2 separate regions of the Homo sapiens genome follow, and region 2 is linked to region 1. The links are chromatin loops, found by intact Hi-C in ENCODE. Cell type or tissue: body of pancreas. All regions are shown on one strand. Each heading gives the region's core, and the rest is flanking DNA. Links, peaks and the distances in the headings are about the cores only.

What was found. Peaks named below come from ENCODE experiments on the same cell type or tissue, not always from the same donor. Only the 100,000 strongest peaks of a DNase experiment are listed, where the experiment ranks them.
Region 2: it touches region 1 in a loop (4-fold over the local background); 89 of 110 quality-filtered maps call a loop at or near these places.

What each region holds. Positions count from the first base shown.
Region 1 is chr5:154,616,164-154,619,078 of GRCh38, reverse strand. No RefSeq gene overlaps it. Among named protein-coding and RNA genes, the nearest start is that of MIR3141, 22 kb to the right of the region's middle. In body of pancreas, for the core only: no CTCF peak of the experiment used is centred there; no DNase peak of the experiment used is centred there.
Region 2 is chr5:154,451,047-154,453,961 of GRCh38, reverse strand. It overlaps SAP30L (SAP30 like), which reads right to left. Exons shown (of 4, transcript NM_024632.6): 2 at 2,749-2,871; 3 at 462-560. Among named protein-coding and RNA genes, the nearest start is that of SAP30L, 6.5 kb to the right of the region's middle. In body of pancreas, for the core only: no CTCF peak of the experiment used is centred there; no DNase peak of the experiment used is centred there.

The DNA of each region.
Region 1 (2,915 bases), core at 317-2,816:
CACAAGGAACTCCCTGCTAATCCAGCTTCCAGTGCTTCTTAGCTTGTGGAGAACACAGGCATTCTAAAGCCAGCCATTGCCTAACCTCTCCTAACCATGGCACTTTACATTATTCTTTAGGGCCATTATGCTCTGGGGGATGCAATGGGACTTGCTTTCTGCCCACATCCATCTGCTGATTCATCTAACAAACATTTATTGAGCACTGACTATGTACCAGGAAACTGTGCTAAGTGCTTGTTTGTTGTAACTCAGAGCAGACCTGTGAGGTCTCAATTATCATTGCCCTCATTTCACAGATGAGACAGAGAGAGTGGGAACTTGCCTATGGCAGTTGCAATTTGAACTCAGGCAGTGACTCTGGAACCTGTTATTCTGTTCAAACAGCTGACAGTAGAGGGAGAAAGGTGGAGATATAAAACACAATAGTGAAGGGAAGATGTCCATTCAGAGAGGGGTGGATAAGTCTGCGGGGGGTATGGGCCCACTCTGGTATGCTGTGCGGTAATTAGAACACGGTGGGTGCTGATGCAGACAGGTCTCCTATGCATGCTATGAGGGAAAAAGCAAGGATGATACCAGTTATGCAAAATAAAATTCCACAAACAGTATCCTAGCTTTTAGGTATACCAGGGATATATTTGTAAATGCACTGAAATGTGTCTGGAAGAAATTACATTAAACAGGGGGGCAGGTTGTAAAGGGGACTAGTGATCCATTGCCATGTTTTCAGTTTTTACAGTGAAAATGTGTGCATAATTTTAAAAGAACAATCACCATGATGTGGTATATATGCTAAGAAAGAAGGGGAAGCCTAGAGTGCTGCGGGTGCCCAATCCAGTTGGAGGAAGTAGAAATCAGGGAAGGCTGGAGGAAGGGACTCTGAGCTGGATTTTGAAGAATGAGTACCGTTAACCAGATAGAGATCTGGATAAAAATGTTCTAAGCAGTGGGAACGAACAGCTTGTGCAAAGGCCCAGAAGGGTGATTGCACATGGTGTCAGGGAGCACAAGCCTAGCTCTTTCTAAAGTGTACCCCTGGGTGTATGTGAGTTTAAACTGCAGATTTCCACACCTTGCTCCAGAATCCATGGTGGGCCTGGGGATTAGCATTTTGACAAACTCCTTAGGCACACTGACTTTTTTTTTCAATTTTATTATTATTATACTTAAAGTTTTAGGGTACATGTGCACAATGTGCAGGTTAGTTACATATGTATACATGTACCATGCTGGTGTGCTGCACCCATTAACTCGTCATTTAGCATTAGGTATATCTCCTAATGCTATCCCTCCCCCCTCCCCCCACCCCACAACAGTCCCCAGAGTGTGATGTTCCCCTTCCTGTGTCCATGTGTTCTCACTGTTCAATTCCCACCTATGAGTGAGAATATGCGGTGTTTGGTTTTTTGTTCTTGCGATAGTTTACTGAGAATGATGATTTCCAATTTCATCCATGTCCCTACAAAGGACATGAACTCATCCTTTTTTATGGCTGCATAGTATTCCATGGTGTATATGTGCCACACTTTCTTAATCCAGTCTATCGTTGTTGGACATTTGGGTTGGTTCCAAGTCTTTGCTATTGTGAATAGAGCCGCAATAAACATACGTGTGCATGTGTCTTTATAGCAGCATGATTTATAGTCCTCTGGGTATACATCCAGTAATGGGATGGCTGGGTCAAATGGTATTTCTAGTTCTAGATCCCTGAGGAATCGCCAAACTGACTTCCACAATGGTTGAACTAGTTTACAGTCCCACCAACAGTGTAAAACTGTTCCTATTTCTCCACATCCTCTCCAGCATCTGTTGTTTCCTGACATTTTAATGATTGCCATTCTAGCTGGAGTGAGATGGTATCTCATTGTGGTTTTGATTTGCATTTCTCTGATGGCCAGTGATGGTGAGCATTTTTTCATGTGTTTTTTGGCTGCATAAATGTCTTCTTTTGAGAAGTGTCTGTTCATGTCCTTTGCCCACTTTTTGATGGGGTTGTTTGTTTTTTTCTTGTAAATTTGTTTGAGTTCATTGTAGATTCTGGATATTAGCCCTTTGTCAGATGAGTAGGTTGCGAAAATTTTCTCCCATTTTGTAGGTTGCCTGTTCACTCTGATGGTAGTTTCTTTTGCTGTGCAGAAGCTCTTTAGTTTAATTAGATCCCATTTGTCAATTTTGGCTTTCGTTGCCATTGCTTTTGGTGTTTTAGACATGAAGTCCTTGCCCATGCCTATGTCCTGAATGGTATTGCCTAGGTTTTCTTCTAGGGTTTTTATGGTTTTAGGTCTAACGTTTAAGTCTTTAATCCACCTTGAATTCATTTTTGTATAAGGTGTAAGGAAGGGATCCAGTTTCAGCTTTCTCCATATGGCTAGCCGGTTTTCCCAGCACCATTTATTAAATAGGGAATCCTTTCCCCATTGCTTGTTTTTGTCAGGTTTGTCAAAGATCAGGTAGTTGTAGATATGTGGCGTTATTTCTGAGGGCTCTGTTCTGTTCCATTGGTCTATATCTCTGTTTTGGTACCAGTACCATGCTGTTTTGGTTACTGTAGCCTTGTAGTAGAGTTTGAAGTCAGGTAGTGTGATGCCTCCAGCTTTGTTCTTTTGGCTTAGGATTGACTTGGCAATGCGGGCTCTTTTTTGGTGCCATATGAACTTTAAAGTAGTTTTTTCCAATTCTGTGAAGAAAGTCATTGGTAGCTTGATGGAGATGGCATTGAATCTATAAATTACCTTGGGCAGTATGGCCATTTTCACGATATTGATTCTTCCTATCCATGAGCATGGAATGTTCTTCCATTTGTTTGTATCCTCTTTTATTTCATTGAGCAATGGTTTTTAGTTCTCCCTGAAGAGGTCCTTCACGTCCCTTGTAAGTTGGATTCCTAAGTATTTTATTATCTTTGAAGCAAT
Region 2 (2,915 bases), core at 286-2,785, 170 kb after region 1:
TAGCTACTCTGGAGGCTGAGGTGGGAAGGATCACTTGAAGCTGGGAGGTTGGGGCTGCAGTCAGCCCAGACTGAGCCACTGCACTCTAGCCTGGGTGATAAAGCAAAATCTTGTCTCCAAAAAAACAAAAAGAGGAATCTTCCAAAAAAGATTCAAACAAATGAACACTCAGGACTTAGAATCTGGAGTCATGAGATCCCAGGCTCAATTCTGCTATCAACTTGCTGTGTGATTTTAAGCAAATCCTTTCCTCTTTCTGTGCCATGGTTTCTTTTCTGGAACTGAGGCCTTTGCAGGTCTAAAGCTGTGGGGTTCTAAATTGCCAAAGAGGAATACAGAGTTGCTTCCAGAACTCTGGAGGAAATTACAATTAGCAGACACACAAGGTAAGGGAGAATCAGGGTAACCATCAGAAGCAGCACAATGCTGGCTCTCTTTAGAGGGCAATTTTGTCTACCTACTTCTGCTAACTGGGCCTTATTGAAGCCTGGTCTGGTCTGCAACTTGTAGTGTCGTTTATAACGTCGTAGGGTGTTCACCTGCAGCTGGAACAGATCAACCTAGGGAGAAGAGGAGAAAAATGTTATCCATCACCTGACCACCCAGGACTCACCAAGAGCCCACTATGTGCCTAGCACTACACTAAGGTAGGGGTGAGGATGGGGAGGGCTTCAAAAGAGGTCTTAGAAATGGTCTATTGAGGACTAGTAACTGGCTAGGAGGGCAAAAATAACAGTAGAAAAACAGTTCTGGCTGGGGTGGGCTGATCTCACAAAACTGGTGGAAAAGGTAAAGCTTAAGCTAAGGAGGAGCAGGGTCTGATAAAGCACTGAGAAACGGTAGGGAATAGGGGAAAAGATCACAGCACAGAGAGCTGGGAGAGGCACAGATGGGCAAGGGGGTCACAGGCAACTGTGATGAATTTAAAAGGTGAGAATGGATGGTAGCACATCCAGAAAAACAGAAGGAGCTATCACAGAGGGTGGAGGGCGATGGCGCAGGATGGGTCTGGTGGTGGTTGTTGGGAAGACTGATGGGGGGATACGGAGGGAGATGCTATAGCAACAATCAGAATGAGATGAAGAGGCTGAGCTTTGGAGGGGCAGTGATGCTAGAAGGGACACCAAAGATGGAGAGCAAAGGCAAAAACCAGAGACATCCTGGAGGATGATAGGCCAGAACGAGGCAGCGACCGGATAGAGGAGCACAAAGGAGGGCTGTTATCCTCAAATAGCTCTTTGCTAGGCCCAGCCTTCTGGTATTAGAATCCTTAACCTCCCTCCAGAGAAAGTTCAAAAGTTACTGTAGTGAATGTGCAATCCAGCAGGTTAGGGCTGGGGTCTTTGCAGATGACTGGATAACAGAGGGGAAGGGACCCCCCCTTTTTGTTTCTAACAAAGGAAGAGAGGAAAGCTGCATAGTCATGAAAAATTGAAGGCCCATAAAGTTGGGCTGCCTTTACCTGCCTCTAAAAGAGCTGTTCTTGCTTCAGGCAGGTGGAGAGCACTTAAAAACAAAATGAATGATCAATATGAGGGGCCAAAGTCCTTCATTCTTTTTCAAAACATTCCTCAAAACCTTTTTTTTTTTTTTTTTGGTGAAAACCACTTAGAAATCGAATACGTCCATTTCTTTGTAAAATAACAATAACGTTAAAGGCAAAAGCAAGATTCTGTAAACCAACATTGGAAAAGGGGACACAGGGAGGGGCAGAGGGAAAGGGCCAGATTTTCAACGGTTTCCTCCACATCTGCAGACAAAGGCCCGCCTACTCTTTCTATTCCTACACAGTCATTTTCACTCTGAGTGCTAACAGGCGGTTGCCTTATGAAATATTCATGTGTCAAATATTCAATGTACACTATAAACGGTTCTTCTCTTGCTGAGTCTTGAGTGAAAACAATTTAGTAGAAAGAAAATCCAATATTCCTTCCTGAAGCCTCACTTAATAGACACGGGCACCTGAAGGGAAGGCAGCCTTCCAGTTTGAGAAGCCTAGGTCTCATGGTCTAGCGCAGTGGTTCTCAACACAGGACGATTTTGTCTTGTAAAGGAGGTGTGGCAATGTCTGGAGACACGTTTTGATTGTCATGACTCAGGGTGGTGATGGGTAGAATCTCACGAGGGGATGCTGCTGAGGCATGCTGTTAAATATCCTACAATGCAGAGGACAGTCCCCACAACAAAAATTAGCTGACCCCAAATGTCAACAGTGCTAGAGTTGAGAAAACCGGGTCCAGTTTAGTCAACTTTGAAATGGATCCTTGGGAACAGCCTGGACTAGATGTCAAGAAATCAGTGAGAGAAAATCAGAGCTGGTATGAACTGATGACTTACACCTTCATTTTTTGGGGAAAAGACTTCTCCCAAACCATTATACACTCTCTAAAGGCATAAACAAGGTTTAAAAAAAAGTGACACTGTGGTTGTATTTACGCATTCGTCAGGGGCGTCTTGCAGAAAAGCAGTGTGGTCTACTGGAAAGGGCCCTAGACTAGAGCCTCCAAACTATATACATGACCTCGGCTCTCTGTGCCTGTCTGTAAAATGATGGGGCAGTCTGACCAGTGGGTGTCCAAGCTTTTAGCTCTCAGATTCCATATTACTATAATTCACTTTTCAAATAATCCACAGCAAAACAAAAGGACTAAAATTACTTCTTAACACAAAAAGCAGACCAGGCCAGAGGTGAGAATCAGATTAGAATCCATTCTTCCAGCTTCCGCAACTGGTTTCTTTGACCTTTACCTCAGGAATGTCAGTGTCGTGCTCGGGAGAATCTCCGCCATCGTCACTTGTCTTCCTCTTCCTTTTATTTCGGACACTCTGGATGAAATTTTTGTGAAAATCACAGATATATAGGTGCCTTACCTGATGGAGACAAAAATCAAAGTCAGAGTTGGCCAATTCCTTGG